2 separate regions of the Homo sapiens genome follow, and region 2 is linked to region 1. A link is an interaction called in ENCODE POLR2A ChIA-PET data of the cell type or tissue named here. Cell type or tissue: endothelial cell of umbilical vein. All regions are shown on one strand. Each heading gives the region's core, and the rest is flanking DNA. Links, peaks and the distances in the headings are about the cores only.

Evidence for each region. ChIA-PET counts read pairs that join two places held together with the same protein. Peaks named below come from ENCODE experiments on the same cell type or tissue, not always from the same donor. Only the 100,000 strongest peaks of a DNase experiment are listed, where the experiment ranks them.
Region 2: POLR2A ChIA-PET joins it to region 1 with 10 read pairs; 5 of 35 experiments call an interaction of 5 or more read pairs at or near these places.

Annotation. Positions count from the first base shown.
Region 1 is chr9:94,939,954-94,952,504 of GRCh38, forward strand. The region is part of intron 7 of AOPEP (aminopeptidase O (putative)); the gene reads left to right. It overlaps AOPEP-AS1 (AOPEP antisense RNA 1), which reads right to left and starts at 5,601. Exons shown (of 2, transcript NR_147614.1): 1 at 5,487-5,601. RefSeq lists a silencer at 10,481-10,659. In endothelial cell of umbilical vein, for the core only: no CTCF peak of the experiment used is centred there; a DNase peak (open chromatin) is centred at 5,738.
Region 2 is chr9:94,790,462-94,803,012 of GRCh38, forward strand. It overlaps AOPEP (aminopeptidase O (putative)), which reads left to right. Exons shown (of 17, transcript NM_001193329.3): 4 at 2,304-2,457; 5 at 10,296-10,541. LOC124902220 (a long non-coding RNA gene) reads left to right here and starts at 9,853. Exons shown (of 2, transcript XR_007061676.1): 1 at 9,853-9,983; 2 at 10,074-10,295. In endothelial cell of umbilical vein, for the core only: no CTCF peak of the experiment used is centred there; DNase peaks (open chromatin) are centred at 2,510, 6,470 and 9,580; H3K27ac peaks cover 1,880 bases.

The DNA of each region.
Region 1 (12,551 bases), core at 2,375-10,374:
AACTATATATGAAACATAAATAAATTTGTATTTTGACTTGGGTCCCATCCCCAAGATATTTCATTTGTATGTAGATATTCCAAAATCCAAAAATATCGGAAGTCTGAAACACTTCTGGTTCCAAATATTTTGGATAAAGGATACTCAAGCTTTACACACATTTGCTGTGTGGCCTTGAGAGAGTTACTCAACCACACTTAGCTTTAGTCCCCTTAGCTGTAAAACAGGGATGATTAACACAATAGTTTCTACCTTATAGGTGGATGTGAGGAATAAATACAATGAATACATGCAATCCATTTAGAACATGTATGTTAAGTTGAATCACAGGCAATTGCTGTTTTGGTGGATCTAAAATGAATATTGTCAGGGCCAGGTGCGGTGGCTCATGCCTGTAATCTCAGCACTTTGAGAGGCCGAGGCGGGCAGATCACTTGAGGTCAGGAGTTCGAGATCAGCCTGGCCAACATGGTGAAACCCCATCTCCACTAAATATAAAAATTAGCCTGGCATGGTGGCATGCCTATAATCCTAGCTACTCAGAAGGCTGAGGCACGAGAATTTCTTGAACCTGAGAGGCAGAGGCTGAAGTGAGCTCAGACTGCACTCCAGCCTGGACAGCAAAGTGAGACTCCATCTCAATAAATAAATAAATAAATAATAAAATAAAATAAAATAGAATGAATATTGGCAATTTCCTACAGTTCAGGTAAATACTTAACACGTTTGATGCTATCATCTATGTCCTCTGGCACTTGGAAAAGGTTTGTCCAACAAGTGGCAGAGGGCACAGGGACACAGCCCCCACTGCCCCTCCTGGCTTATTCTGATTTCCTCAGCCTGGCTCGTCCCCTCATGTCCGCATGGCTCTGGAGCTGGGCCCTTCCCTTTCCCTGCTGCCACCCTTCCCTGGGGACCACACAAGGCATCTGCTCCTGTCTCTTGACCAACCAGAACATGGAAACACCTCCCTCCCTTCCTGACAAGTATAATTGGCTGGAATGTTCAACAAGTTAATTTTACTAATTAAGAGAATGTTAAAAAAAAAAGTGCAAGAATGCCTGGTTACAAATGTAGAGCACAGGCATAAAAGGAAAGAGTCTGAAAGTTCAACAGAGATGCTCAAGCAAATCGCTAGAGGTAAGAATTGAATGAGCAGCACTTCTAAGACTACCCTTCTGGAACCTACATCTAGTCCAGCCCCTCTGAAGGGCAACCCTTGGGTCCCCTCTGGCTCTTCTCTGTAAAGCTCCTCTGGCCTCTGTTCAAAATCTCACCACTGTCCAGAGTGGAAAAAAGTTCTTGCCTTTATGGCTTCCGAGAGTTCCTACCTGATCATTGGCCTGTGCCTCTCCTAAGGTCTCAACTGTATGTCTTAGAATTCCTGCCCTACACCCCTCTATCCCTCAGGCACGTGGGATTCCCCTACCCACTCCTGTCTGTCTAGTGTTTTTATTTGAACCACATACACTAACAAGCGACCTGTGAAGAGTGTTTCTACCTGTTCTTGATGGGAGGATGCTATACCTATGCCAGCATTTTCTGAAAAACTTTAGAGCTCTCAGCTAGCCAGAAATGGACTCTGCCCTTTCCTGTTTCAAAGGTCAGCTCCACCAGCCTGAGCTGCCCACTCAGTTTGTTTCCTGTTAGAGGGACACCCTCAGCTCTCAGCTCTTTTAAACAGCAAAGATGACAGACATGTCCTGAATAATTGAACTCAAATAACCTTCCCTCTTTATTTTTCCAGACCATTTCCTGGTTAGTCAGCACTCAGGTCTTTCTAAGGGGGAGAGAATTCTCCATAGACCCCTAATTACATATTTACAGTACTTGGTGTTTCATTTTTGCAATAACATCTAGTAGGGTCCTTTTTCTTTATATAGAAAAACATGAAAAAGCAAGACATTTCATAATCACTGGTTAGTTAACTTTGGTTAATTTTTTTCAAAGCACATAGTAAGAAAATTCAAGCAGTTTAGAAAAGTATAAAATTCCATTTACTACCACTGTAGTCCCTTACCCAAAGATAATTACTGCTACTGTTTTCTTGTGAATCTTGGGAAAGTAAATTTTGTAAGTATACATGCATACTTCCATATTGCTGCTCCGTGTAGCACTGATTCATTATAATGCTATTTGACTATAAAATATTTCGTACAAAATTATTCATGTACATATGCCAGTCCATAATAATTCACTCTTATTTTGCCCATCCTAAGGATATCTTATGCACTCAGCCAGTAGGAAGAATCACTATGTACATTACATGTTCAGCTAATGAGCGTTAGTTTCCCATTCAGAAAAACTCTCATCCAGTGAGTGCTTTCTCATGTAACGCCAAATTCACTTTGTTCCACAGAGTATTTGCTTACTTCCTGTGCCCCTTTTTCCTACCATTTAGTTTGTGTTTTGGCCAACAGTTTTGATCTAGAATGGATGACAAAAACTATATGGGTATTCTGCTGGACCTGCCACAAAGACACGAAAGAAGAACATCCTGCTAGATGTTACAAATCTGCTTTACAGGAGTTCTTGCCCCTTTCAAGTCAATGGTTGAGGACAGAAGGAATAAGAAACAGGGACTGTACTATTCAACATTGTACTGGAGGTTATAGCCAGGGCAGTTAGGCAAAAAAGTGAACTACAAGGCATCCAGATTGGAAAGGAAGAAGTAAAACTGTCTCCATTTGTAGACATAATCTTATGTGGAGTAAATCCTAAGTAATCCTCCAAAAAAATAATTAGAGCTAATAAACAAGTTCAGTAAAGTTTCGAGATATAGGATCAACATACAAAAGTTAGCTGTATTTCCATACACTAGCTAAGAATAATCTGAAAGTTAAATTAGGAAAAATTCATTTACATCGCTTGAACCCGGGAGGCAGAGGTTGCAGTGAGTTGAGGTTGTGCCATTGCACTCCAGCCTAGGGGACACAGTGAGAGTCTGTCTCAAAAAAAAAAAAAAAAAAAAAAATCATTTACAGTAGCATCAAAGATAATAAGGTACTGATTCAAAACGGATCAAAAACCCAAATATAAAAGCTAAAATTATACAACAAACAGAAAAAATGTAGATGTAAATCTTCATGATCTTGCATTAGGCAATAGTTTCTTACATACTAGACACTGAAAGCATAAGCAACTGAAGGGAAAAAGAATCAGTAAATTGGACTGCATCAAAATTAAAAACTTTTGTGCGACAGAGGACTCCATCAAGAAAATAAAAAGACAACCTACAGAATGGGAGGTAATATTTGCAAATCATATATCTGTTAAGGGACTTGTATTCAGAATATATAAAGAACACTTACAACTCAACAATAAAGACAAATGACCCAATTAAAAAATGGTCAGTCTGGACCGGGCATGGTGGCTCACGCCTGTAATCCCAGCACTTTGGGAGGCTGAGGTGGGCAGATCACTTAAGGTCAGGAGTTCAAGACCAGCCTGGCCAACATGGTGAAACCCCGTCTCTACTGAAAACACAAAAATTATCCAGGTGTGGTGACATGCACCTGTAATCCCAGCTACTCAGGAGGCTGAGGCAGGAGAATTGCTTGAATCTGGGAGATGGAGGTTGCAGTGAGCTGAGATCGTGCCCCTGCACTCCAGCCTAGGCGACAGAGTGGGACTCCATCTCAAATAAAAAAAAAAAAGAAAAAAGAAAAAAAAAGGATCAATCTGGCTGGGCACAGTGGCTCATGCCTGTAATCCCAGCACTTTGGGACGCTGAGGCGGGCAGATCACTTGAGGTCAGCAATTCAAGACCAGCCTGGCCAACATGGTGAAACCCCATCTCTGCTAAACATACAAACAATTAGCAGGGTGTGGTGGCACGCACCTGTAATCCCAGCTACTCGGGAGGCTGAGGCAGGAGAATCACTTGAACCCGAGGGGCAGAGGTTGCAGTGAGCTGAGATTGTACCACTGCACTCCAGCCTGGGCAACAGAGTGAGACTCCATCTCAAAAAAAAAAAAAAAAAAAAAAAAAAAACAGGTCAATCTAAGTTGACATTTCTCCAAAGAAAATATGCAGATGGCCAATGAGCACATAAGATACTCAACATTATTGGCTATCAGGAAATACAAATCAAAACCACAGTGAGATACCACTTCATACCTACTAGGATGGCTACAATGAAAAAGACAGATAATAAAAATCAGTGAGGACTTGGAAAAATTGGAACCCTTGTTCACTGTTGGTAAAATGGTGCAGCTGCTGTGGAAAACAGCCTGGTGGTTCCTCAAAAGCTTAAGCATAGAGTGACCATATAACCCTGCAATTCCATTCCTAGCTAAATAACCAAAAGAAATGAAGAAATCATATGCAAATGTTCATAACAGTATTATTCATCATAGCCCAAAATGGAAACAACCCAAATGTCCATCAACAGATGAATGGATAATCAAAATGTGTTATATCCATACAGTGGAATATTAATCAGCCATAAAAAGGAACGGAGTACTGATACTTGCTGCAGCAAGGGTGAACCTTGAAAACATTATGCTCAGCGGAAAAAGCTGGACACAAAAGGCCACATACTGTATCATGTGATTTATGTGAACTGTCCACAATAGGCAAATCCATAGAGACAAAAAGTAGATTTTTTATTTTTATTTTTTTATTTTGAGACAGGGTCTTACTCTGTCCCCGAGGCTGGAGTGCCATGGCACGATCATGGCTCACTGCAGCCTTAACCTACCAGGCTCAAACAATCCTCCCACCTTGATCTCCCAAAGTAAGAAGTAGATTAATGGTCAGGGCCTGGGTGGAGGTGGGAAGGAGATTGGGGAGTGACTGCCAGTGTGTATTTGGTTTCTTTTTAGGGTGATTAACATGTTCTAAAGTTGATTACATTCTAAAGTTTATTGCACATCATCAACTTATGTGCAACTCATAAGGTTGCACAACCTTATGAGTACACTAAAAACCACTATATGTGAATTACATCTCAATTTTTTAAAAAAGAGAGAGATTGATGGAAATCATTTAATGTTCTCTACTGTCTCATAATACCCCTGTAGCCTGGTGGGGTTGATCAACAATCATCTGGAGGAGACATGGAAAAAGAAATTAGGGCAGGAGGCGACTGGTGACCTCCGAGGTTTGGATGAGACCCACGGGGCCATTTCCAGCGTTGGATGGATGGAAGACATCTCCATAGGGTCTGTGATATAACAACCCCGTGGAATGATAATTCACTCCCAAGAAAGCATCCCTCAAGCACAAGTGTATACACACAAGATTGTGTGTTTTATCCATGCCATGCTATACCTCCCATTGTCCTCTTAATAATAGAATCCTGGCTAGTGTTCTGTCATCAACACAGTGAATTATTTGTTTTTTTTTAACTGCTGTGAGTATTCCCAGATATGAATGTTCCGTTACTAACCATCAAACATTTGTTAACCATTGGGCGTCATCATGGTCATTTCTAGTTTTTTGCTTTCATAAACAATGCTATGGTGAATGGTCTCACACTTACTGTTAGATGCACTGCATGTGAAATAGAAGACCCAAAGAGCACACTGTTGCTGGCAAGGCTGAGAAGAGAGCTCCTCTGCTGAGGACTCGTCCTCTTGTGCATCCTGGTATGTACTGGGCTGAAAACCAGGCAAGCCCTCCACCCCTGCCGCTGCCGCCCCCATGCCTAGGGCCGTGCTGTCCTCCACTGAGGAGGGAAAAGTCCTTCTCCAGCTCCCACGGGCCATCTGCTCCTCGTTGAGTCATCAGATGAGGCGATCCTTCCCATTACCTCAGCACACAGCACTGCACATGCTGTTGGTGTTCAAAACGGGCTTCGAGCCTCCTCTTGTAAAATGAAGCCAATGTTTGTCTCATTTGCCTCTTTCCAGAAGAAGTCGTGATTTTTTTTTTAATGCAATACAGAAAAAGTTTTCCATTTTTATTCTTTCTACTTTTGCTTCCAGTAATTTTCAGGTTCTCTGTATTCCTGTGTTCTGAATGTGTATGGCACACCAGCAGCCTGAGTTATGGCTGAGTCACTATGATCACCTTAACCCTGATAGATGAACCCAGCTTATGAGGAGACCTGTCTCAGCACATTGCACAGCTCTACCCCGCCCCAAACAGAACACTGTGAAAAGTACAGTCAAGGCCTTGTACTGCCTGGATCCTATACTCAAAAAGTTAATTCTATCTCGCAATATATATTTAATACAATTCAGTTAAGCTTCCTCTAAATAATTCATTTAGTTTAGTTTTTTTGAAATGAAAACCACACTTGATGCTGATTTAGCAAGGCCAAAGCTATGTAGCAAACCTCTTGACTCTACTGAATGGATGAATAATGTTTTCCTTCACATGCTTTAGCTTAAATATATTCCGGGCTGTACAGTCTCTTAAAATTGTAGATATTAGAGTCAGAAAGGACCTTAAAAGTGATTTTGCCTAACCTTCCCTGTGCCTGACAGATGGCCACTCAGCTTCTACCTGAGCAGTTCCAGGATCCAGGTCTCATTGCACTAGCAAACAGCAGATTTCCTGTGCTCAGCTTCTACCTGAGCAGTTCCAGGATCCAGGTCTCATTGCACTAACAAACAGCAGATTTCCTGTAGGAAGAGCCTGATCCTTAGAATGGCCCTTCTCAGATTTGGCTGGAATCTGCCTCCTGTAACATCTGCGCAGTCCTCTTAGCTCTTATCTCCAGAATTGCACAGAATGCGCCTTGCTCCCACCAAAACAATCTACGTATCTGAAGGCTCTTCTTTCTTTTCCTGACCAATAGGTCACTTTTTTGGGTGAATTTAGCATATATACCGCATGCCTGGGAGAACGTTCGCTTTCTTGGGCTTGGTCCTTGGTTGTTCTCTTTGTTGACAGTGGTCTTCTCCAAATGTGACAACTGAACTGAACACAGCCTGCTTTGAGGCGCCACCCATGAAGCATGGAGTGGAACTGTTATTGCACCCCTGGATCTGGATCATCCAGAAAGGAAGGACAAGTGTTCATCCAGTGGGATTCACTCAGATATATATATATACCATGTTTCTTTTTTGTTATTCTTTTTTTTTTTTTTCGAGATAGAGTCTCGCTCTGTCGCCCAGGCTGGAGTGCAGTGGCGCGATCTCGGCTCACTGCAAGCTCCGCCTCCTGGGTTCACGCCATTCTCCTGCCTCAGCCTCCCGAGTAGCTGGGACTACAGGCGCCTGCCACCACGCCCGGCTAATTTTTTTTTTTGTATTTTTATTAGAGACGGGGTTTCACTGTGTTAGCCAGGATGGTCTCAATCACCTGACCTCGTGATCCACCCGCCTCGGCCTCCCAAAGTGCTGGGATTACAGGCGTGATCCACCGCACCCGGCCTTTTGTTATTCTTTTAAGAGATGGGTCTTTCTCTGTCGCCCAGGCTAGAATGCAGTGGCGCAATCAAAGTTCACTGCAGCCTTGAACTCCTGGGCTCAGTGATCCACCCACCTCAGCCTCCTGAGTAGCTGGGACTACAGGCGAGCACTACCACATCTCGCTTTGTTGCCCAGGCTGGTCTCGAGCTCCTGGCCTCAAGGGATCCTCTGCCTTGGCCTCCTGAAATGCTGAGATTACAGGCTTGGGCCCCTGCACCCAGCCCCATATTTCATTTTTACATTCAGTATAATACACCTTGTCATGGCAGTTCTACCATTCCAAGTCCCATGCATTTTTCCTCCTTAATAACATTCTTTGAGTGCTTTTAATATGCCAAACACTGTCCTAAGCATTCTATATACATTATCTCATTTGATCCCAAAATGGCCTTGTGAGAGAAGTGCTGGTACCATAGTACCATTTTCCTCCCCATTTGATAGAGGAGGAAGCAGGTGCATGGAGATATTAAGCAGTCAGCCTTATCTGCACAGCGAGTAAGCAGCAGCACTGGGGTGAAAGCAGAGGCGCATCTGACCCCAGAGCCCAGCTCCTAACTGCTCCTCTCCACATCACCTCCCCCAGTGGGATTCCCATTACATTTGCATTCCTCCTGTTGATCCAGCCCACCCTTGTGCTTACTATGTTGGAAGCCACAGCAGTCACCTCCTGCTACATGTTGAGTTTACAGAAAATTAAATATACTAAATATTTTTCATAGGCAAACAGTTAATTTTTTAAAAACTCTTTCTCTCTATTAGATATTTTCTTCTTATTCATTGGACCCTCAGTTCAGCCTGCGGTTGCTGTTCTTGACTGTGGATGCTGTCAGTCAACCAGGTAGACTCCCAACTATAGCTCATAGGCAAATCTGTTAAGCCAGTAAATCACCATTCCTTAGGCACAGACCTAAGGATCTCCATCCAGGTTATAGCAAATAATTAATCAACACCCTTGGGGCTCTGTTTTTTAGCCTTGTATAAAGCCGTGAAACAACTACCATATGCTCACCGTTGCATGCTCTCCACCACATCCATTCTACTAGCTGCCTTGCAGAAGTCAAGATGCCCCACTGAATTTCTGGAATTGGCCCTCAGGATCCCATTCTAACTCTTGTAGTTCATCATTTTCTCTTTTAAGTGCTCACAAACTGTTCAATAACGTCATCACAAATTTTGCCCCGCCCCCCATCTCTTATCTTTGCAAATCGGAATAGCTGTCTACCTCCTTCAGCTTCTTTCTCATTGTCTGTGTGAATTGATCCTCCCCGCAGAGATCTGTGATCACATATCACAGGTGGAAGCTTTCAGAGCTATAGCCTGTCCCTCACCTGGACTTGGAATGGGAACTCCTTTAAAGGGTGAAGGAGCCCTGTCTACCAGTACCAAGCAGCAGTTCCCACATAGCAGGGCTTATTCTACCATGAGTAGCTTGAAAATCATTCTCCTTGGCAGGAAAGTTGAATCAAAATGGGAGTTGAGTCATTCTGTTCTTTCTGCCACCTCTTGGCACCTGGTCTTCCTTATGCTCCCAACTTCACCTCCAAAGCCCTTTTTGTTGTCCTGGGCCTTCTCCACTAGCCCATCCTGAAGTTTTGCCTTCTTGGCAGTCATTTTACAGCCTCCCAGCTCTCTTTATGTAGCGTGGGTTTTTCCTTTCTCCAGCATCCCGTTCAACTATTGTCTGTGTTCTCTGAAAACCACCCTTAGCAGAAACTGCCTGTGCAGTCACATGGGTGTCTTGGCTCTCCGTTTTTCTCTGTCTCTTTTGAGAATGTGTCTAGATCATCGCTTGCTGTGTTGAATGGGACAATATAGCACTCAGACCATTGCATTGATTGGTTTCTTATTTTTTCTCCATGTGGTGTTTTGCTTCTCAGAGGAATTTCTGATACATGGGCAATCAAGACCTGAGGACATTTTGGTTTTGTGTTGATACTCATTGCTTTTCTGAGTTTCATCTTTCATTTTCCCACCCTGATTATTAAAATGTGTGGAGTTTGTTTGCATTTTCCACAGTTCTGCTAACTACAGAGTTTCTCCTTATCACCTTCTTTAGCAGCCGACCCGGGACGCTGAGACTTCTTATGGGTACCCACCACTGGGTCCTTTCACTCTCAGGAGGACAGAATAAACCTTGTTTATTTTCCCGTGGCTCCTCAGAGGGATCCTCCTTCTGTCTTAAATCATCTTAGCAATTGCCTTTTTCAACACCAGAGGAATATCTTTCTGTGTCTGCTGCAGGCTGATGGTCCCAGTGGGGAAGCCCTTCCTGCTGGGTAGCTGTTAAATCCATTTTGAAAAGCATACAGACAGTCACACCTGCCAAATACCAGCGGTGTTGATACAATACAAATTTATTAGTTAAAGGTTTATTCACAACCTTTTGGTAGCACTGCAAATGCTAGTCAGTGGCAAATGTTCATTATTCACAGTTTATAGATAGGAAAATTGTCACCGAAAACAAACAGTGGATAGAGAATTCCTGTGCTTTCATCATTCTGCCTTCATTTTTTACCCAGAGGTGTCTTCGTGGAGCGGTGTAGACCAAGGGGATGAGTGTGTAAGGAAGATGCCCAGACCTAGCTTAGTAGGACTTTATGTGGCTCTTGAAATTTGTTGTTTCTTTTATTTATTTTCTGATGATGATGAGTCAAGGAGCAAGCTTAAAGACCAGCCCTTAAAGGGTTTGCATTCAAAATCAGCAGTCTCACCAAGGGAGAGTATAGGCTACATTTGTGTGTGGTGTCATTAAAACCTTTTCATTTTGGAATAGGTTTAGACTCCCAAGAAATTACTGTAGTAGTAGAGTGAGTTCCTGTGTCCCCTCCCCCAGCTTTCCCCCATGACAGCATCTCACATGCGTAACTATGGTGCCATGTCTTCTTAATGTCTTTGCCTGTCAGAGGAAGGTTTAGTTGATGCTACTGGAGGCTCAGTCAGAACATAGTCGGAACACAGAACGCAGATAATAGCCACATTTACATTGAGCTACTGAATGCCAGGAGGAGCTCTGGCTGAGTGCTCTGGTGCCACTCAGCTCTGGGAGCTGCCCCAGTGACTCTTACTGTCACCTTTTCACAGATGAGGGAGCCGGACTGCATGGGGCTTATGTTCAAGATCACATGGCAGTGGAGAGACTTGGGTCCAAGCCCTCACCCAGTGGTCATGCTCCTTCCCCTGCAGGTCTCACCTGTGCATCTGGGGCTCAGATGGGCACTGTTGGCCAGTCTCTACACAAGGGTCAGATTTCACTTCCTCCATTGTTGCAGGGTGAGTGAGGTCCTGCTCTCAAAGCTGTCAAACCTGGTGGGGCAGCTGCGACTAACAGAAACACTGAGATGTTGAAATGATCATTAATTCCCTTCTGTCTCATTTCTGGGATGCTTAGTCCCTGGCTCAGGCGTGGCAGCAGCAGGTTTATAGTTGAAGAATCTCTTGTGGCTCTCATGCTGACTGCTGGGAGTGTGAGAGGAAGAGTGCTGCTGGAGGGCCCGCCTGGGTGGGGGCAGAGCAGCAGGTGGGTATTCAGACCCAGCTGACATGCCAGAGGACAGTTCAGAGGCATTTTCTCAAATCCCACCCTTGGGGTTATCCTGCAGGATTGGACCTTTCTTCAGGAGGCCCGATTCGAAATCAAATCATTATGTATCAAATATCACTGCCACCTGCCCACTCTTTAAATATCCACATTGCCTCTGTGGTTGTGGTGGAAAAGGAAGGCGTGGGGAAGGGAAAGGGCACGTCAATCTCAGTTGTTGCATTTGGTGCCAAGTACAACAGAAACCAAGGGCATTTGAGCTCAGATGACCTTGGTAACTTGATCTCTCACATTCCATGTATTCCAGCCAAAGAAATAAACACCAGAGTGTAATGTCTAAGAGATACTGAACACTTTTGCTTTTATGGAATGCTTCCACATGACCTGAGCCTCACTGCAGACTTTACAGGTGAGGAAGCTGAGCTTCAGGGAGGGTAAGCAATTCCTCTAAGGTTCTCCACTTAGTACTTGGCACAGCCAAGATGGGGACCTGGATCTTGGGGGGGCCCCAGAGTGTAGCAAGGACTTTGGTGTTCTGTGGACCTGGGTTCTTAACCTCGACTCTGCCACTAACCAGTTTTGTGGTCTTCTCTAGGACTCACTTTCTTTAACTTTTAAATGGGCATAAACAGGATGTGGCCTCATCAGGATCTTATGAGGGAAGAGGGTGTGATGCATAATAAGAAGAGCTTGGCTGAGTACCTGGCACAGAGGATAACCAGGAAACGTTAGCTGTTAGTACTAGTCCAGTTAGAAACGAATCTGGCTACAATTATTGCAGCAATAAAGCAATGGTTGACTTAAACAAATGGTAGTTATCTTTCACACACAATACAAAGTCAGAAGGCAGGCATCCCCAGGCTGGCCAGGAGCAGCATGATGATAGTAAAGGCTGTTTGCCTTCCTTCAGTCCATTCTGCTCTCCACAGAATCCTGGTTTGCTGCCTCATGGTTGCAAGATGGCCATCACTGCTCCATCCACCAGGCTTGTGGGGAAGAGGTGCGGTAGCAGTCACATTTTCCCCCTTTATAAGGAAAGCAAAAGCTTTCCCAGAACCCCACCCAGCATGGAATCACAGCAGACATCTGCTTTTTTCATTTTGGCCTGGACTAAGTGCCACAGCTGCAAGAGACACTTAGAAAATGAGCATTAGCTTTTCAGATTCAGTCATACAAGTGGCAAGGAAGAAGGCAAATGAGAATGGGAGTAGACCGACCAGTTGGATTTGCCACAGCCCTTCCTGCCTCTCACACTGTCATTTTAAAAAAAATTTTGCATTGGTCCTCAGGTGCATAGGGCTTAGTTCATCCTAGTCGTGTGCCAGTGGCACATGAGTGGCAAAGCCCCTTTTCTAGACTGATGGCCTTTCCTGCTCGCAAGTGTATGCTGTTTCATGTACGTGCATCGCTTAAGTTTTTAAATGAAACATAACATAGATACATTAAAGTGCACAAGTCTTTGCTAGATGGCTCAAAGGATTTTTATGATTTATCCCCATGAAAGTACATTCAGATCAATCTATAGAACAGTCCCAGCATCTCAGAAACCTTCCTGTTTCTCTGCTGTCTGTCAACACTCCCTCCCAAGGTGACCATTATTCTGATCTCTATCCCCATAGGTCAGTTTTGCCTGTTCTTGGATTTCATT
Region 2 (12,551 bases), core at 2,092-10,091, 150 kb before region 1:
CCTTCAACTTCTTAGCTACAAAGAGAGGGATCTCAAGAGTGGCCCTTCTGGTTCCAGAAGCAGGGTGCAGCTTCCAGGCAAGTTGGAGAGAATGGCTGGCTCTGGTGGGTTTCCAGCAGTTCTGAGCACATCTTTTGTCTCTCTCTTTCAAGTAACTCTCTTCATGGCTTCCAGACTTGAATCTCACCGAAATATTATTTATTTTTTACTAAGTCCTACCTTCCTGAGTTCAGAATTTGTTTTGAGATAGACAAAGGAACCATGCACGTGGAGATCAAAATCTAATCTCTATTATTGGTTTTTAGTGGTAAAGCACTTTAAAAAATGTCATGTTAGGTCTGCTGGCCAGTAGGGGCATGTTAATATTTCAGCTCTGAATTTGACATCCAATCACCGACCAAATTGGACAACCACAGGCCAATTTGGTCAGTGATTGGATGTCAAATGTGTTTAACCCTCTAAAACTTAAAGCAAGAGAAGGAATAATAGCTCCTGTAAAGGAGTTTGTGAAGGGACTGAAAGAGAGATTTACGCTAACAGAAGTTCCTCCCTATGGGAACATGAGGAGTGGAGAAATGTGTTCCATAATATAAAGTGATATCCCATAGCAAAGACATTGAATCAACTTAAATGCCCATCGATGTTAGACTGAATAAAGAAAATGTAGCACATATATACCATAGAATACTATGCAGTCATAAAAAAGAATGAGATAATGTCCTTTGCAGCAACATGGATGGGGCTGGAGGTCATTATCCTAAGTGAACTAACACAGCATCAGAAAACCAAATACTGCATGTTCTTACTTATAAGTGGGAGGTGAACACTGAGTACACATGGATACAAAGAAGGGAACAACAGACACCAGGGCCTGCTTGAGGGTGGAGGGTGGGAGGAGGGTGAGGACAGAAAAACTACCTATCAGGCTGGGCACAGTAGCTCAAGCCTGTAATTCCAGCACTTCAGGAGGCCAAGGTGGGAGGACTGCTTGAGCCCAGGAGTTCAAGACTAGCCTGAGCAACATAGTGAGAACCTGTCTCTCAAAAAAAAAAAAAATGTAAGCTGTGTGTGGTGGCACATACCTGTAGTCCCAGCTACTTTGGAAGGTGAGGTGGGAGAATCACTTGAGACATTGGATATTGGGTATACAAGAGGTTGAGCTGCAGTGAACTGTGATCACGCCACTGCATTCCAACCTGGGCAACAGAGCGCGACCCTGTCTCAAAAAAGAAAAACTACCTATCGGGTACTATGCTTATTACCTGGGTAACAAAATAATCTATACACTAAACCTACCCCTACCCTGCCTCATGATGCAGTTTATCCAAGTTTGTTATACAAACTTGCACCTGAACCTAAAATAAAAGTTAAAAAAAAAGATGATATAAATTCTGCTTAAGACACACGATTAATGTATAGCAGATGCTCGGAAAATATACCATTGTTAAATCAGGTTGTATGACACATTCAGATTTCAGAAACATGAAAATTATTTTTACATCTCAGAAATGAGGGGAGTATAGTGTTACAAATTATCAGCCATTCATTCCTTTGATAAAAAGCCTCTAAGGTTTGGACCAAGTGGAGAGTACACCCTCAACTGGAATGGGGAGCCCCAGCTCTAATCCTGGTCCTGTTACAAACTAGTTAGGAGTCCTTGGCTCCGTTAAACCTCTACACGTGCTTTTCATCTGCTCAGCAAGGAGTGGAAGACCAGCTAAACAGATAACAGGGACTAAGGGTAAGACCTGAACTCCCACAGCTAATTAATTTCAGAGTTGGGATGAAAACCCAAGTGTCTCCCTTCCCTAGTCTCATGTGTTTTCTACTATATTCATTTTATATTGCCTTGAATTGAATTTGGACAAGATAGTTACAGCACAAAGCAATCACTGCTTTGCTCACTCTTTCACTCATTCAACAGGTATCAATTGAGCATTTTTTTTAATGCTAAATACTGTGTTGGATGAATGAGACGTATTCTGTCTCTGTAGGAGCATACAGCCTGTGGCCTTCTGTGTTTACAGCTGTGAGGGACCCCCTGCACTACCACCCTCACGTGAAGGGCTTCAAACTGATCCGTGGAAGAGACCCAGACCTTCCTGGTTGCCTTGAAGCCATCATCCCTCCTGTGCTTTCCCTGAGCCCTGAAATGTGCCCTTTCTGCTGACGTGACCGACCTCCAAGAGTTGGCTCTTACCAGCTTATCACAAAAGCTCTTCAAGTGCCTCGAGAAGAAATTATACAGCAGAGCCCAGGATCATATATTGGCCTCATTATGGTTTTTCTCTTCCTGTTTACAGAGTGCTCAAGCTGGTATTACTATGTAACTATGCCAATGCCAGCCTCCACCTTCACAATTGCAGTGGGATGCTGGACAGAAATGAAGATGGAGACATGGTCATCAAATGATTTGGCAACAGAGAGACCCTTCTCACCTTCTGAGGCCAACTTCAGGTTTGTGTTTGGGGACTTGCTGGGAAGGAAAAAAAAAAAAACACTTGAGGGAGCGGTATGATGCATTTCTTCCAAGCACTGGGAATGTGAGTCATTCCTGCTGAGAAACTAAACCAAAATAGGATTAATCAAAGCAGGAAAAGCCCTATTAGAAAGGAAAGAGAGGGCTAGGCGCAGTGGCTCACGCCTGTAATCCCAACACTTTGGGAGGCCGAGGCGGGTGGATCACGAGGTCAAGAGACTGAGACCATCCTGACCAACATGGTGAAACCCCCGTCTCTACTAAAAATACAAAAAAATTAGCCGGGCGTCCCAGCGACTCGGGAGGCTGAGGCAGGAGAATGGCTTGAACCCGGGAGGCAGAGGTTGCGGTGAGCTGAGATTGCGCCACTGCACTCCACCCTGGTGACAGAGTAAGACTCTGTCTCAAAACAAAAAACAAAACAAAACAAAACAAAACAAAGAAGAAAGGAAAGAGAGGCTGGGCGTGGTGGCTCAGGCCTGTAATCCCAGCACTTTGGGAGGCTGAGGCGGGTCGATCACGAGGTCAGGAGTTGAGGCCAGCCTGGCCAACATGGTGAAACCCCATCTCTACTAAAAATACAGAAATTAGCTGGGCATGGTGGCGGATGCCTGTAATCCCAGCTACTTGGGAGGCTGAGGCAGGAGAATTGCTTGAACCTGGGAGGTAGAGGTTGCAGTGAGCCAAGATTGCGCCACCGCACTCCAGCCTGGCGACAGAGCAAGACTCTGTCTTGGAAAAAAAAAAAAAGGAAAAAAGAAAGGAAAGCGAGTTGAGAAGAAGAGATGTGAGCCTATTATTTATGCAGAAAGAGAGAAGAAGGTAAGTATATATGAAATCATGTGAAGTCTGCTGAAATATTTATATGTGTTTGGCTAAATTCAAGGAATCCTCAGATTCAATGCCTCCTCTCCTCCCATACCTTTTAAGTTTGGTTTTCAGTGCTTATGTGGTCAAAAACATAGCTTCTGATGGATTACTTTCTATGCTACTCTGCTGTTTTGGTTGTACCAACTGCTGTTAGCGGTGCACTGTAGGGACAGCATCTCCCTCAGTGGGGCTAGTCGCCGCTTTAGGAGCACAGGACACAAGGAAACTGATGCAAAGCCCTTGGGTTAAGGGAATCCTGCTTGGTCAGGGCTTTGTTAACATCAGTAGTGATTTCTTTCTTTTTTGAAGTATGAACCAGATAAAATCATTTTGAGGCTTTAAAAAATTACTATAGGCCATTGGATATTTACTGGCAGCCTGTCTAGATGTTCAATGGTTTCTAGCTTTGAGAGCCAAAAGAGGGAGAAGGGGGACGCTGAGAAGGTGCACAGCACATGCATCATGCTGCACTCCCAGGATTTTATACCCGGCTCAATTGTGTCATTTTTCCTATTGACAGACAGTCACTAAGTCAGTACCTTCTGGTGGAGAAAGCCCAGGGTAATGGTAGAGATGATTAGTTACTCCTTGAAAACCAGCTAAGGTATACTCCTAATGCAGATTCCTTTTGTGTTGGTTTTATTTTGTCATGCTGCTTTTACTAGTACCACAGTAACTGTGGCAGTTGGTCTTCATCTTTCAGAGATGAAGCTATGTTCTCTCTCTTCTGATGGGCATGTATTATTGCCTGCATTTTTCCTTTTTTGGCAGAAGGGAGGTAATTTCCACTTCCTGTTCAGTAGCTTGCCTATTTTGGACTGTCTTTCCTGAGCTATATGAACATCCTAGATTGCGTATTAGATTTTACTTCTGTATTCTTGAGGGAAGAAGGGAATTGTGGGCAGAAGTGACATATTCTAGTTTCATGTGGGAACTTTAATTGCATGTGAGATCCTCCTGTGCTCTCTTTCCTGCAGTACAAAACAGAGCCTACAAAACAGAGGAGGCTTTGTTTTGTAATTTCAGGTGGTCTGAATTTCTGAGTGAGGATGACAGGTGGTCTGGAGAGTCACTTAGATCTACAGTGGACTTGGTATTAGCAAGAAGCACACTGTTTTGTGTTAAGCCACTGAAACACCAGGGTTGTTTGTTACTGCAGCATATCCTAGCCTATCCTGAATTGATACAGTAGCCATTAGTTGTTCCAAGTCAGAAACTAAGTCTTGATCTAAATATAATCTCATTTAGTCCTAAGGATAAGCCTGCAAAACAGATTGGATAGATTATTATTCCCATTTTATAGATAAGGATATTGAAGCTCAGCAACTTGTTAACATTAATGTCCCTACTAAGTAGCAATACCTGGATTTATATCCAGGCCTGACCCCAGAGAGAGGTGAGTCAGAATCTTACCTGGAGACTTTAAAAAACTGTATGTAACATTAATGCCTCACCTGGAGTCTGATCCACCTTCCCATCTGGAGAGTCACTGCCATGATTTGAGCCACCATTATTGACTGGAGTGTGTTGTGTTGGAACAGAAAACAGAAGTTGAGAGCAATGCCTTTGAGCCTGAAAGTGCCATTCTTGGTGGTTGGATATACCTCTTTGGACAAAGCCACACTTTCCTTATCTGTAGAATGAAGGCTTTGTCCATGGGTTCTCAAATTCTTGATGGTGAAGAAGTACTCTTCTCTTTTTCATCTAAGGCCTCAGCATTGATTGATTGTTAGAGGAGCTGTGCAGTTGGAAAATGTGTGCCTTTGGAAGGCTAGGGGAAGGCAAAGACAGACATTTGTTATTTTGCCTTTCTAGCCATATTCCAAAGAGATGTGGGGTTGAGGAGTGGGCAGCAGCCACTGACTCTGTGCTCTCTCCTTCCTGCTCAGAAGCAACTTAAATGGCTTCTCAGTTTTCTTGCATCCACTATTCTGAAAGGAGGAAGAAATGGTTAAATCAAATGAAGATTCTGGGAAGAGATGATGTCTAAAATTCCTGTCGGGCTTTAGGGGAAGAAGCAAGTACAACTCCTCTCTTGTCCTCCTAAATTCACCAGTTGAGGAACAGACAGAGGAGATAAAAATAAAGGTTTTATTATTGACAGAAGCTGGACTGAAGGAATACTCAGGTGCATGGTCTCAGTGGGGTTTCTGAGACTCCATTTCCAAATGAGACAAATTTACCCACCCAGTTACCAGCCCAGCTGGACTGCTGCTGTCCTCTATAACACAGATGTAGAGTCCACCTGACACATGGCAGGGGCAGGCCCAAAGTGCACCCTCTGTGTGCAAGCAGATTCAAAAGAGAAAGCCTGGAATGGCCCAGCCAGTCAGGTAAGCTGGGGAGAGGTCCGGGTGCCACTCTAGGGAAGCGCGTCTTTCCATGGAACTGTGAGGACTGGTGAATGGGGTTCCTCCCATGCCCCCTTCCATGTCCAATAAACTGTGACTGAGTTTTCCCTTCCTTTATCAATATGCTTGTCCTTCAGGAATATGCTGCTGATAAAATCATAGCTTGCATTTGCTTAGTTCTGCCCTGGCTGTGCACTTCATGTGTGCTGTCTTTAGCTGTCAGAAAGTGGCTTTGTTTTCATCCATTACATGTCTGACTGCATGCAAAGTTTGCCAGCAAAGGTGCTCTGAAGTGCCAGTCACAGTGGTGTTTTTGGTTATGTTCACATCTGGTCCCTTTTGCCTTCCCCAGCACCCGTTCTACTTCAAACCTTCCTAAGACCACCAATCAAATTCATGTAAATCCAACTTTCACAGGGGCCTGCTATACCACAGGTTTTCATTTGCCTAAAGTGCTCATCTGGGTTCCAGAAATTTGGCCAAAGTGTTGGTCACTGAACTTTTATGATCAGTGTTCATGTGGGTAAAATTATAGTAAGAACATTCCCTCTTCCAGCTCCACTTTCACACATGCTCCAGCCACTCTGGGTGAGCATTTTAGTAAATACATTGATTATAAGGCTCTCAGATAAGCTGTTGAAAGTTTATTAATTTTATTCAGCTGTAGTATAACCTTCAGCCACAGGGGAATCTTTGTGTTATGTTTCTTTAACCTCTTGAGGCCTTTGTGGGGGCCATACAGTTTAAACACGACACAGAAACTTGGATAAAGTCCAAAGGAACTTAGCAAAAATGATTAAAGGCATGGAAAATGGGCACTACAAAGAAGAAAACACATTGAGACTGATTATTTGAAAGAAGAATCTGGTGGGGAACAGGTCTTCTTTAGAGTTGTAAAGTATATGAAAAGTTGCTTTGATAGGAAGTACAGCATCTTTGAGTCGGTGCTGAATCTATGGAAGACTATTACTTTGTAAAAAGCACAGAATTGGCCAGGCGCGGTGGCTCACGCCATTAATCCCAGCAATTTGGGAGGCCAAGGCGGGCGGATCACGAGGTCGGGAGATCGAGACCATCCTGACCAACATGGTGAAACCCCGTCTCTACTAAAAATACAAAAATTAGTTGGGTGTGGTGACGTGTGCCTGTAATCCTAGCTTACAGGAGGCTGGGGCAGGAGAATTGCTTGAACCAGGGAGTCGGAGGTTGCAGTGAGCCGAGATTGCACCACTGCACTTCAGCCTGGCAATAGAGCAAGACTCCGTCTCAAAAAAAAAAAAAAAAGTACAGAATCCCCTGACCTCTTCAGAAACAAGGCGATTCTATGAAGAATGGCTTATGTGCTGAGTTATCATAGAATCATAGTGCCAGAAGAAACCTTAGAAAAGATTTTCATTTGTTTATATTTTAAGTATAATTAACATACAACAAAACGTGCAGATCTTAAGTGTTCAGCTTGATGAGTTTATGATGATTGTATACAGCCTAAACCTGATAGAGAACATTCAGTCTCCACAGTAAGTTAGTAAATTCTCTCATACCTTTTTTTTTTTTTTTTTTGAGACAGAGTCATGCTTTGTTGCCCAGGCTGGAGTGCAGTGGTGCGATCTTAGCTCACTGCAACTCTGCCTCCCAGGTTCAAGTGATTCTCCTGCCTCAGTCTCCCAAGTAGCTGGGATTACAGGCATGCACCACCACACTCGGCTAATTTTTTTGTATTTTTAGTAGAGATGGGTTTTACCGTGTTGGCTAGGCTGGTCTCAAACTCCTGACCTCAAGTGATCCACCTACCTTAGCCTCCCAAAGTGCTGGGATTACAGGCATGAGCCACCATGTCTGGCCTCTCATATCCTTTTCTAACCAATTCCTTACCTCCTCCAGCAGCCACTTTGGTGAGACTATGTTAAAGATGGGGAAAAAGAAGCCCCAGATACTGAGTTGCCTGCCTTGGTCACAAGTGAGCCAGTCTGAGAAGACAGTGAAGCCCAGGTTTCCTGATCCCTATGTGGGAACGCAGAAGTGGCTTTCCTGATGCCATTTCTGTGTCCATTTCTATGGGAGCCTTACCCTTCTCACCTGGTCAGAGCTTGATTGCCTTAAAGTCCTGCATTTTTTCCCAGGCTTTGATTACAATGGTACTAATTCACACAACTAGAATCATCTTCATCATCTGAGCTAGTGCCTTTTATGCCCAGAGAGATTCTAACTTGCCTTGTTCCTGATTGGAAAAGGATATGAGAGAACTTACCGTGGAGTCAGAATGTTGTCTATCAGGTTTAGGTTGTATACGATCACCAGAAATTCATCCGGCCAAACACTTTTGGGTGTATCTTTGGCTACCTCAGTATTCTCTAACTTTAGGGTTCTTGGCAGCAGGAAATAATCTTTTCCCATGTTATATTTAGAGAGACCATTAGAATGACCTTTTTGCAAAATTGTGCTGTGGTAGATATAATTTAAGCTTATGCCTCAGCTTTGTCCAGAAGATGCCTGCACACTCCAGTTTCTCTGTGGTTTAACACGATCTGAAAGCTTTGCAATAGAGATTATATGAACTGAAATTACTGTAGCACATTATATACCTGTGTAAATACATGAGAAAAAGATACTGTGGTGGTTAATTTAATCAGTGGCCTTTTTCACTTTGCGAGACCTTTGACCACATTCATGCACAAGCACAGTACTTGTCATTAGGTGGGCATTGCAGCCTTTTTAGTTAAATGTTCACCAACAGGCACCTTGACTCACTCTCTCCACAAAGCAAGGTTATCAATCCAGGGACTTTGGCCAGAATTAAATGTCAAGAATTATATTCTTCATGTCATCTTATTCTGACAAGTTTTTATGGGCCTCCATCCATTTTCTTACTCTCCGTTGTGGTGAAATGCCTTCAGTGCTGGAAGCTGTGTTCTATGAACCATGCTGCTAGAAGGTGAGGCTTATCTGTACCTAGCCATATTGGTCTCCTGAGCGCTGGCCTTGGGTAAGTGAAAGGTACTTCTTACATTTGGAGAGGAATTATTGTTGCATTCTGCCCATATTGGGACATGCCAGCATCTTAAGATTTTTCATTATTCACTGTGAATCAAGTGAGCACCTGTAGTTATAATTGGCTGGGTGCAGTGGCTCATGCCTATGATTCCAGCCCTTTGGGAGGCTGAGGCAGGAGGATCATTTGAAGCCAGAAGTTTGAGACCACTCTGGGTTACAAAGTGAGACCCCATCTCCAGACCCCATCTCTTAAAAAAAAAAAAAAAAGGCTGGATGTGGCATGGCAACATGCCTGTAGTCCTAGCTACTCAGGAGGCTGAGGTAGGAGGATTGCTTGAGCCCAGGACTTGGAGGCTACAGTGAGCTATGACCCTGCCACTGCAGTCCAGCCTGGGCAACAGAGTGAAATCCTGTCTTAAATAATAATAGGCCGGTTGCGGTGGTTCAAGCCTGTACTCCTAGCTGTTTTGGAGGCTGAGGCGGGTGGATCACTTGAGGTCAGGAGTTTGAGACCAGCCTGGCCAACATGGTAAAACCCCGTCTCTACTAAAAATACAAAATTAGCCAGGCGTGGTGGCACACACGTGTAATCCCAGCTACTCAGGAGGCTGAGTCAAGAGAATCACTTGAACCTGGGAGGTGGAAGTTGCAGTGAGCTTAAATCATGCCACTGCCCTCTAGCTTGGAAGACAGAGCTAGATTCCATCTCAAAAAAAAAAAAAATAATGAAATAAATAATGATTAGAGGGGTTTTTCATTGTGTTTGAATAAAAGACATGTTAGCAGGTGAAAAAATGGAGTACTGTTGGATGTAGGTTTGAGTAGATAAGTTCTCTTGAGTCCTGTGAGTCAGGTTCTAGGAATTCTCTTTCAGTTCCGCCTTTGATGGAATAACTGGCAGTGGTCGGATGAAGCAGGCTGGGGTCTGATCTGTTTCCTTAAAAGGCTGGCTCAGTTAAATTTGTTCTGAAAGTGGGTTGGGAAAAATACTGTATCAAAAGTGCCTCTGTATTCCTTAATAACAGCTTTTGATGGGCTGTGTAAAGAACATTTAGATTACTATTCAGTAAAATGGTTTGTGTTCTTTCGAGGAGTTTGAGCCTGTAACTTTCATTTGGTTCATGGTTCTCCCTCAGTCCAAGTCTTTTATTCTAGGTAATCCCAGAATTGGATCTTTAATTTGTGTGTACTGCTCCTTCCTTTCTGAGTTATGAATTGTCTCTAATTTGGAGATTGTTCATATGGTGATACTTGAAAACATCTAACCGAGGGCAGGAATTGTTTGTATTTTGGTGAGAAGTTTTATTGTTTGGAGTCTTTAGAGGTCCCCCCACAACAAAGTTTATTCTAAAACAAGATTTTACTGCTTTCTCTTATCTTAGATTGAAGCTAGTCTATTGATTCAAACACATGAATACGTTTTTGTCCTGTAAATTTTCACTGCTGCACAGAGCCAGTCAAGCCAAGAATTGAAATGAGCAGTCTTTGCTTGTGAGTCTGTCTGAACCTCTGTCTCCTAAAAGTTGTCTACATCTGCAAGATTGCCTCACCTCCACAGCAAGAATAATAAACATGTTTTACCATTTATTTTGTGTTATTCCCAGGCATGTTGGTGTTTGCAGTCACATGGAATACCCCTGCCGCTTCCAGAATGCTTCTGCCACCACCCAGGAGATCATTCCTCATCGGGTCTTTGCCCCTGTGTGCCTCACGGGTGCCTGCCAAGAGACCCTTCTGCGGCTGATCCCTCCTTGCCTCTCAGCAGCACATTCTGTTCTGGGAGCACACCCGTTCTCTCGGCTGGATGTTCTCATCGTCCCTGCCAACTTTCCAAGTCTGGGGATGGCCAGGTATGTTGTTCCATTGTGGCACTTGGGGTACATACATTTTGGAAATTCTTTGACTATGTCTTGCTTTCCTTGAGCTCTGTCAGAGCAGTCATTTGATTAGAATGGAGGGGCTATGGTTGCTCATGCTTGGACATCTCATTGCTGCCTTGAGGGACAATTTTAATGCAGACTCCCTCATGCACGAGCCTTTGAGTGTCATGGGCTCAGTTCAGACTGTGTTGAAAAGAAAAGGCTCACATTGTTGCTGGGATTGAGAATACATAGTGCCCCCTGAGTGGTGACTGTTGGATCATGGCTGATCAGTGGCTGTTAGCTTGGATGATGACAGCATAATGCTAATGAGCCAAAGGTTATAGCATCAGGCTCTGGGCACAGTAACATGACTTGGTCCCAAGGCCACAGGCTACTCACCTAATCCTGACCAGCTGTCTTGTCCATTCTCACCACTGGTCACAAGGGCAATGACTTGAGAGACCCTGAGTCAGATAGACTGTGGATGGATCAGTGTAAATCTATCCCTACTGCTAGAAAAACAGCTCAAAGCAGATGGCTTACTGTGGGGGTTGGAGGAGGAGTCACGTGCTACTATTTTTTAACAAATGCACTTTTGCTGTTGTGTCCTGGTTTGGTTCCCTGTATTTATTTAAGCTAAAATCTATTAATTAATGCCATTGTTCAGTCATTAATGGGTATCTGTGTTCCACTGAGAAAAGATAGAGAATGTACTTGGTTATATTTCCATTTTAAAATCTTAATCATTAGCAGTGAATATGCTTGACTAAGGATGGGAAAAATAAGCTCATCAAAACATGTGACTTCAAGTTTTTCCCTATTAGTCAAGGAAATTCCTGCTGCCAATTAATTCCCATGCTTTTGAGCAGCTGTCATTTGTGGTGTTTTCCCTGAAAACTGCACACATTCTTAGTAAAACCATGAGCAGAAAAGAACTGACCAGAACATTTGCTTTTGATCTTTACTACATGTATGTACTTTAAAGACTGGCTGGCTTGCCTTAATCCTTGAGGAGGTCTGAGAAAGTCATTTAGACTGATTTTTATCCTATGTTTATGAAGATAATGGGAATGCAGGAACTAGGATAATTATATATATTTGGTTACGTGCATCATATAATTGTCTTGGATGTCTATATATAGAATTTTTCTTAATGGAGGGGGGGGCTTCTTTTGTCCCTTTGAAGAGTCTGCTGGCCTTAATTTAAGTAGTAGAGGTGTTGGTGAAAAAAGAGTTGTTCATTAAATGTTTCTTATTTGTACATGGGTTTGAGGGGCCCTATTTACTTGGGAGTTTTTAGCACTTCATGAGAATTGCAGTTTTTTAAGGCATGTTTGCTAGCAGTTCCAAGTTCTGGCCTGAGGGAACCAAAGGCAGAGTATTTTTCATGCACAGGATTCTGTTTTCTATAGCTCCTTCCTGACATCAGTCTGCCAAATACAGAATGAGTTGACCTGCAGGCAATTCTCTAAAGCTTCTCTTTTCAAGTTTGCATGCCCAAGCAGGTAGGCTGTGTGTTTGCTGCTTTTTGCGATATTTGAAGTGATTTAAACATGCTTAACTCTGTATTTTTAGAGTGGCAAGCCTGAGTACCATAAGACCAAATGGTCCTGGGCACAAATTTTGAAAAATATGGTGGTGATCATAACTTAGCAACAACAAGACTGCTTTTATGCTTAAAAGCAGGAGAACCGTATATTCAAAATTTGTGGTTGGTTGTCAAATACCATTTTTTTCCCTTCCTTTTAGACTGTGGAAGTAAAGTCTGCCCAGGTCTAGATGTTTTTCTGGACTTATTACCATTCCCTGGATGAGAGCTGTGGAAGGGGGATTGTGGTCTCTTCCACTGCCAGGTGGGGTGGGGAAGGGAGGTGCTCTGTTTTTCCAAACTCTGGCTTCAATTGATTCTGCTTGCTTGGCTTGACTCTGTCGGGATCCCAACACCTTGGGCTACATGCAGCTGAGTGGGGTTTATGACTCAGCTGGCTACTGGGGCCC